2 separate regions of the Homo sapiens genome follow, and region 1 is linked to region 2. A link is an interaction called in ENCODE POLR2A ChIA-PET data of the cell type or tissue named here. Cell type or tissue: PC-9. All regions are shown on one strand.

Evidence for each region. ChIA-PET counts read pairs that join two places held together with the same protein. Peaks named below come from ENCODE experiments on the same cell type or tissue, not always from the same donor. Only the 100,000 strongest peaks of a DNase experiment are listed, where the experiment ranks them.
Region 1: POLR2A ChIA-PET joins it to region 2 with 7 read pairs; 2 of 35 experiments call an interaction of 5 or more read pairs at or near these places.

Annotation. Positions count from the first base shown.
Region 1 is chr6:26,741,020-26,745,019 of GRCh38, reverse strand. TRM-CAT4-2 (tRNA-Met (anticodon CAT) 4-2) reads right to left here and starts at 1,757; the gene lies at 1,685-1,757. In PC-9, no CTCF peak of the experiment used is centred here; a DNase peak (open chromatin) is centred at 1,529; H3K4me3 peaks cover 1,760 bases.
Region 2 is chr6:26,657,392-26,661,391 of GRCh38, reverse strand. It overlaps ZNF322 (zinc finger protein 322), which reads left to right and starts at 1,646. Exons shown (of 4, transcript NM_024639.5): 1 at 1,646-1,951; 2 at 2,746-2,834. RefSeq lists enhancers at 1,236-1,435, 1,456-1,515, 1,215-1,715, 1,746-1,935, 1,946-1,995 and 1 more. In PC-9, CTCF peaks have their summits at 903 and 1,102; a DNase peak (open chromatin) is centred at 1,621; H3K4me3 peaks cover 2,520 bases; H3K27ac peaks cover 493 bases.

The sequences.
Region 1 (4,000 bases), 84 kb before region 2:
GAAATCTTGGACAATACCTGGCTTTCCTAGGCAGAGGTCCCTGCGGCCTTCCACAGTGTTTTGTGTCCCTGGGTACTTGAGATTAGGGAGTGGTGATGAGTTTTAACAAGCATGCTGCCTTCAAGCATTTGTTTAACAAACACATCCTGCATATCCCTAAATCCATTAAACCTTGAGTCGACACAGCACATGTTTCTGCGAGCACAGGGTTGGGGGTAGGGTTACAGATTAACAGCATCTCAAGGCAAAAGAATTTTTCTTAGTACAGAACAAAATGGAGTCTCTTTGTCTACTTCTTCCGACATAGACACAGTAACAGTCTGATCTCTCTTTCTTTTCCCCACAGATTGCTTTTCAGTACTTTCTGCTGAGACATTTTTGTATATTCATTTCTCTCTCAAGGAGCCTCTATAACAAAAGAGAAAAAAGTATCTCGGTTTCTGTGTGTGGCACATGAGTTTGAAGGATTTCTGAGACTGTCGTTCAGGACTGGCGTTACAGATTAAACGCCAATAAGATTCAGGACCAGGGACGATGGGATCCCTGACAGGCGGATATAACTCCTCGTTAAGGACAGACTGCCCACCACTCTCCTTCTTTCTCTGTTTCTGAATTTATTTTCTATAAATTCCGCTGGGTATCAGAACCTTCCTTCGGCTGACTGACGCTTTGCGATTTCCTCTCCAAGCCCGGATCTGTTCCCCAAAAGTCTCTCGTTCCTGCTTCTAGCTTCTCTTTTTAGCTTCTCTAGGTTCGCGTCATCGGCTTTCCTTTTTTCCGAGGTTGAATCCCCAGTTACAAGAAGCCGAGAGGTCTTCTTGTCATAAAATTAACTTCCCTCGGCTCCTGTAACAGGGAGTGGGAGCCCACCCTCCCACTCGCCGTGTAGCACTCTGCATCTCTGAGAAGAAAGTGACCACCCCAGCCCAGCACAGCACAGATTTTCTTTGAGCACCTGCTCGGAGTTCCTGTCCCTCGTCGCTCCTTGGTTTTCCCTCATCGACTACATACAGTCTGTTGGATGTCGGTCAAGGTATCGCCAGCCCCTGCCATGGGAACCATTTGGGGAAAAATAGATCCGATTTATTATACTTCAAAGATGCCCAATGATTCCCTGTCGTCTGTGTACCATAAAAATAAAAACAGATAAAAATAAGATCAATGTATTCGACATCTACACCCAGGCGTACAGCTCTGAGGTGATCAACTGGGAAGCGAAGGTAGCCCACCCAGAGGGAAGAAAGGAACAAAGCTGGAGAATGCAGACGTGGATCCTGCAGGCCGCTGCCTCCCAAGTGAGCGGGTTACAAATTCCGCTAACCCCAGCCCCCCACCACGCTATTGGCTATTTGAGGCATGTGGGGTTTTTTTCCGGACTAGAAGTCTTGTGTTCCACCTGGATTTTCGGGACCACTCAACATTCCTGAGCTCCACCCCTGCCAAGGTGGAGCCAGCACAGGACTGCAGGCGGAGTCTCCAGACTCATCCAGAAACAGCCACTGCGCGGAGCCGGGAGCGCGTGTCGAAAGCGCACCCCTAGACAGCTACTGTGGGAAAGCTCTGGGCCGGACACAATTCCACATGCTTGATATTTTAGAAAAGAAGGAATTATACCCTAGCTGTAAAGGGAGTGTGGATTACAGCTATAACAAGTACCAGGAAGGTAAGCTTTCCTTGCAAAAGCTGCCCTCTCTGAGGCTCGAACTCAGGACCTTCAGATTATGAGACTGACGCGCTGCCCGCTGCGCTAAGAGGGCGACGAAGTATAATGCCGCGCCAGCTTCCACAGGAATTTCCTAATTTCTTTCCCCAGGTGGGCTATTTTGGGACTTCAGTTTTCTTCGCCCAGGGTCGCTAGTTCTCCAAGATTATTTCCAATAGGCACGCGTAGGCTCCTTTTTAGCCCATCGGAAGAACCTCACAATCGGAAGCCATAGTGTACTGAACAATTATGCCTGACCTCATTCTCTATTGATCTGGATCTTCGTCCCCTCAGAGATATAAGGCAATAATTACTGTCCACAGTCTCCTTAGTTGGAATAGCGGGCTTTCACTAAATGCTAGTTGAATGAATGAAAAGCTCCCAAACATGCCTGCAGTTTACACTTACCTCTCTTAATTTAAATTTGCATTTCCACTTATGTCACCTGAGATAGTCCCCTCAAAATATCACCAACTGATTTTATGATGAGTCTTCATGTTTTCTTCACCTCTATGTTGCAAATACTCTATTAAATACTTTATTCCCATAATTTCATTTAGTCCTATTTATTTATTTATTTATTTATTTGCCATAAATCTATACATCATTATCCCCATCTTACTGATGAAACTGAGGCTCAGCAGAACTAAATCCACAGCTGATAAGGGGTAAAACCAGATCTTGAAAGCAGATTTTGTTTTCCAAAAAGCGTGCTGCCCTCTTTCTCCCTCTAGATCATGTAATCTCCCCTTTTCCTCTCCACACCACCACACTCATTTGTTAAGCAAATAGCTATAGAATTTTAGATTCGTTGGTCCATTCAACAAACTTTAATTCACCACTTGCCATGTACCCGACATTTATGTTCTAGATTTCCAAGGCATCCTTGGCCCTTTATCCCTCACATCCCTACAAACACCTTAAATCATTAGTTCTCGAAGTGCGGTGCCCAGACCCACCACATAATTCTCGAGGACACATTCCATTTCAGGTACTGTCCTACCCGAAGGCTTTGAGGATTCAGAAGAAATTGAGCCATCCCTGACCTCAGGAGCTGACAGGACAAACTGTCCTATCTGGTCCAGTTCCTATACTCTCAAACTTCCGGATTCTTATAAATGCATTTTCCTAAATATTTTATTTTGATACTGTAACTCTTCCGCTCTGTACTAGTTTGCTAGGGCTGCCATAATAAATATCACAGACTGAGTGGCTTAACCAACAGAAAATTTTCTCAGTTCTGGATGCTAGAAGAGTTGTTAGCTTTGGTTTCTCCTGAGGCCTCTCTCCTTGGCTCGCAGATGGTCACTTACCTTCTTGCTGTATTCTTGCATGGTCTCTCTCTCTCTACACATATTTCCATCTTTTCTTATAAGAACGCCTATTGGGATTTAGGGTTTCGACATGAATTTGGTAACGGGTGGGGCAGGACAAAATTCCACCGTAACAGGCTCAAAGTTGTTTAAATTTCCACCTTCAGATTTGCAGTAGACTTTGTTACTGGAAAGCACTACTTCCTTTTTTTTTTTTTTTAACAAGTATTTTAGAGTCCCTTAATTGAACAGACCATATACCTTTCCTTACCTAGGAATTCCCACTCCAATGCGCGGTCCACACACCCATTATTTCTCCTCATCTTCATTCTTCAAGGCCCATTCTTGATTCTTTCATTCTTATTTGAAAGAATGTAGCATGGAGGAATGTAGCATACTAGTTTTTCCCTCGGAATTGCATGACTCATTGTCAGTAACTATCTTATGGTTTTTGCTGTTATGACATTTAGTATGGATGTGTGCTATCTTTCATTAATATCCTCCATCTTGTAGTCACTGTTTCCATAAGGAAGCGCAGCCAGTGTGAACTACAGTCCAAAACCTCCCATATGCATAGACTGGTTGTGTAGTCTAAAGAAATTCCTGGCTCTGAGTCCTAATTCTGAAGGTAGTGGTAAACTTCAGTCCTTTGGTGTCTTATTCACTTAGGTTCATGCCAAGCTTACGGGGCCCAATGCAGATCCCAGGAAAAGGAGGAAGGGATGTATGCTAAACCTGTTCCTATTTCTACCCGCCAGGTTTGTTGTTGTTGTTGTTTGTTTTTCAGGTGGAAGCTCAACAGCATCCATGCTATGGGTGATTGATGCTATGTTTCTCTAATGTTAGCAGTATCTTCTTCTAATGAACTCTCTCCTTGATGATCTCTTGTCATCTGTCTTGGCCAATGTCAGTAAGGGGTCTGCATGTAAAAATGCTCATAGGTACTTGAGATGTTCATCTTTTCCTCCTTGTTTGGGTGAATTGT
Region 2 (4,000 bases):
TTGTTTCTTTTTGACATGGAGTTTCACTTTTGTTGCCCGGGCTGGAGTGCCCTTGGCTCACTGCAACCTTCACCTCCCAGGTTCAAGCGATTCTCCTGTCTCAGCCTCCCAAGTAGCTGGGATTACAGGCATGCGCCACCACGCCTGGCTAATTTTGTATTTTTAGTAGAGACAGGGTTTCACCATGTTGGTCAGGCTGGTCTCAAACTCGCGACCTCAGGTGATCCACCCGCCTCAGCCTTCCAAAGTGCTGGCATTACAGGCGTGAGCCACCGTGCCCGGCCTATGGTGTCCTGTTAATTGGAGGTGCTCAATAAATGTTTAACTGAATAAAACAATTAATAAAGAGTACTTTGGGCCAATGTATCCTGAAAGAAAAGGTTGAACAGTTCAATTCTACACATATTCAGACCTTGTTATATGCAGTGCAGAGATCAGAATCCAACTTGCTTAATTTTTATTCCAATAATTTTACACAATACACTCACCACTATTGAGGTAGCCATAAGTATAGTGACTGCAAGCACAGAATCTGGCATCAGACTGTTCACATTACAGCTTCATCAGTAATATGTGATCCTGGGCAAGCTACTTAATCTCTCTGTGCACCAGTTTCCTCCTAAAAGAATACATATCTCACACGATTTTTGTTACAACTGAATGAGACAATAGTGTAAAGTTATTAGAACAGTGTTTGATACATGCTACACACTCAAAATGTTATTATTCAAAATATTAAGACAACCCTGAGTGGAATATTTTGACCTTGAAAGTTTCATTAAAAATAAACATGAAAGTAGAATAAGCTGTAGACCCTCTGCGGAAGAATTCCACTAGTAGGAACATGATTAGTTAATACTGAATACGTGTCTCAGAGACTGCGCTCCCCAATTACTAAACCTCAGCAACTGGCTCACAATCCAAGTCCTTGGCCAGGCTGCCCAGGGTTTAGTTTTCCATATTCCTACTACTCATCTTTTCCCTTTGATAGCTGAGGACATTTAAAAACTGTTTTTTGTTGGTTTGTTTTTTTTAATTTAACAATTGAGCTGGGAGAATACCCAGTGTTCAACCTAAAGAACTGAGTTCTGTTCCAGCCCCACCACTAGGTGATTTACTCTTAGCTGATTCCAAATCAGAAACATAATCAGCAAGGACTGGGGAACCTCCCACAGTACTTTCTCTCGCTGCTGTTTTCTCCACCCACACAAGTCCACCACTTTTAAAAGCATTTCTTCCATCTCGCTGGCCACATCTTCGTGGATGACAGCGCTGCCACTGTGCTTCAGAATCCTCTATCTCTCCCAGATCTTTCCTGGTGTTTCTCTCAGGGTCAGTGGCATCTAATCTTTGTGACTCTACTCCTGGTTTGAGTCCTCGGTTAACAGCCTTGGGGAAACTGTAACATAAACTGCAACGCTGTTGGTGCCGTTTCTTCTTAGACAGGGTGGCAGCGATCGCCTCCCCCCGCAGCCGGCCTTCCACTGCGCCAGCAAGACCCCCTCCCACCAAAACGCCGAGGGCTCCCAGAGCGCAGGCGCCCCGGGCCCCGCCCCTTTCCGAAGACTCGGCTCCTATTGGCCCAGGGGCCGGGGTTGGAACGCCCTAGTGGCCGGAGAGGGGTGATCATGTGACTTGCGGGGGTGGGGCTGCGCCGGCCTCTTCCCAGCCAGCTTGAAAGGGTTTGCGTAGCCGGCCTTGTGGGCCCTTGAAGCGCTCTGTTAAAGCGCTCTGTGGGCGGCCTGGCCCCAACTCCTCTAGTCTAGGCGCACGAAGGGAGTTGCTCCTAGGTCTTGTCCGTGCCGGGTTCGCTTTTCTTTCCTTCCCGAAGCCTGGCCCTTAGATCTACTATCGCAGAGTCTGCGGCCGCCAGGAAGCCCAGATTCGAGTGTCCGGAGAGTAACCGGAAGTGCTGTCCCCAGGCCTAGGGGCGGCGCCGGCGGCTGCCAGGGTAAGCGCGGCCTGCGGGGCCCAGGGGTGGGATGGGTGCGCGGTGGGACCCAAGACCCACGGCCACAGTCGAGTGGGAGCAGCCCCTGTTCCTGGACACTGAGCATGGTCTGGTCTCCGCTGACGGCGGACGGAGGACTGAAAGATGGTCAATGAAAAGTTGAAAGAAGAGAACCTTAGTACGGTAGTTCCTAGAGATAGTAAACACTGCAAGGCACTTTTCAAAGCAATATAATCTTTCATATATATCGAGGAAAAAAAGGACCTTGAATGGATTTTTCGCTTCATCTTCAGTGCAGAAATTAGTTATGTTGCAGTTGAATCTATCTGCAGAAAAATCTGGTTTGTTTAATCTTCCTATAACCATTTCTTTTTGGAAAATGGAATTACAGATAACTTTATATTATATACACTTATCACATGCACTTTGGGGTTTGTAGTGGTAGACGAATGGGTCTTTGATCTTAGGAGTTGAGATAATACAAACAAAAACAATTAGCAGAAGGAGAAAAAACAAACGAAAAACGAGGCTTAGGGCTTTGTTATGAAGTTACAGTTAGTAATAGAAAGATTCTTGACATTTTGTCTAGAGCTGGTCGGAACTGATGGCTACCAGTGGCAGGTACTTCCTGCAGGAGAAACAGTGTAAGCAAAGATGGGAAGAGGTAAGCTATGGTTGAAGGATGCTCACTAGAATGGAGAGGAAATGGGACCAGTTTTCTAGGCCAGCTCTAGAAAAATTATGAATTATAAATTTCACAAGGTCATCGTCTACATTATTGATTTTTCCTCTAGGAGAGGCAAGAATTGAGTGTTGTGAATAGTTCTGAACTAGAGACCTTTTGAAACCAAAAGGAAGATGGTCTTGAGTCTTTCTTGTTACGGTAAGTGGTATACCAGGCTCTGTTTCTGTATAAATGTGGATGGGGGTGTGGGGTGGGGCAGGGTGAAAGACAGGAAAGTATGGGAGAAGATATATGGAAAAAGAGAATGCCCCTTTCTTAGCTCCTAAGATAGCAGAGTGATAAAACTGAGCCCTATCCTACCAACTTAAGGCTATTTTCTACTCCTTTTCAACATGCATGCATATTCACATTAGGCTTGCAGTAATTGCTTTTTGATTGATTTGTAGCACAAAGAGGGTAGTATGCCTAATGCTTAGGCAGGCTCTGGAGTCAGAAGATAGGTATTGAAATCCTGGCTCTGCTGCTTACTATTTGTAAGTTGTTGGGTGATTATCTAACTGCCCTAAGCATCAGGTTTTCCATCTATAAGATCCAAACACTGGTATTAATACCTATTTCATAGGGTCCTTGGGAGGACTAAATGAGATAATCCATGTAATCAATGAAAAATAAATGAGAAATTTCCAAGTCTAAGGCCTATAAACACCATCTAATTTTTAAATAATGCTTTACTAACTTTGTCTCTTGGTCCCATATACCCTTTAAGGATAACCATGAACTCTCAAGTTGTATGAATTAGCCTGTCTGCTTGGACTTTTGTCGTGTTCCAGTTTATTCCTTTCACTTCGACCCTAGGCAGGAAAGAGTACTAGTCTCTTCCTAGGATGGGGCAAGAGAAGCATCCTGAAGGAGGGTACCCTGGAGCTAAGACTTGAAAGATGTATTTGGGCTTGCTAGATGAACCAGCCAGGGCTACTGGTCTAGTCTGTTATACAGCTACTGGGGGTCCAAGGATAATGATTGCCTTTTTGTTCTGGTATTTGTTCACACTTTTCATTTATTCAACAAATGTACTCTAGGTAGTAGGGATATTACAGTAAGCAAAAGACTAAGTCCTAACCCTAATAGAAGTTATATTTTAGTAAAAAGACAAACGAATAAATATAAAATGTATACCATAAAGTTGAATGGTGATAAGTGCTGTGGAGAGAAATAAAATGTGATAAAGCAACACAGGCTATTTTAGATAAGGTAGTCAGGGTATGCTGCTTTTTGAGGAAGTGATCTTCAGGCAGAGACTTGAGTCCAATAAAGGAGTAAGCTGCATGGGGAAGAGCATTCTAGGCAGAAGGAACAAGTGCAAA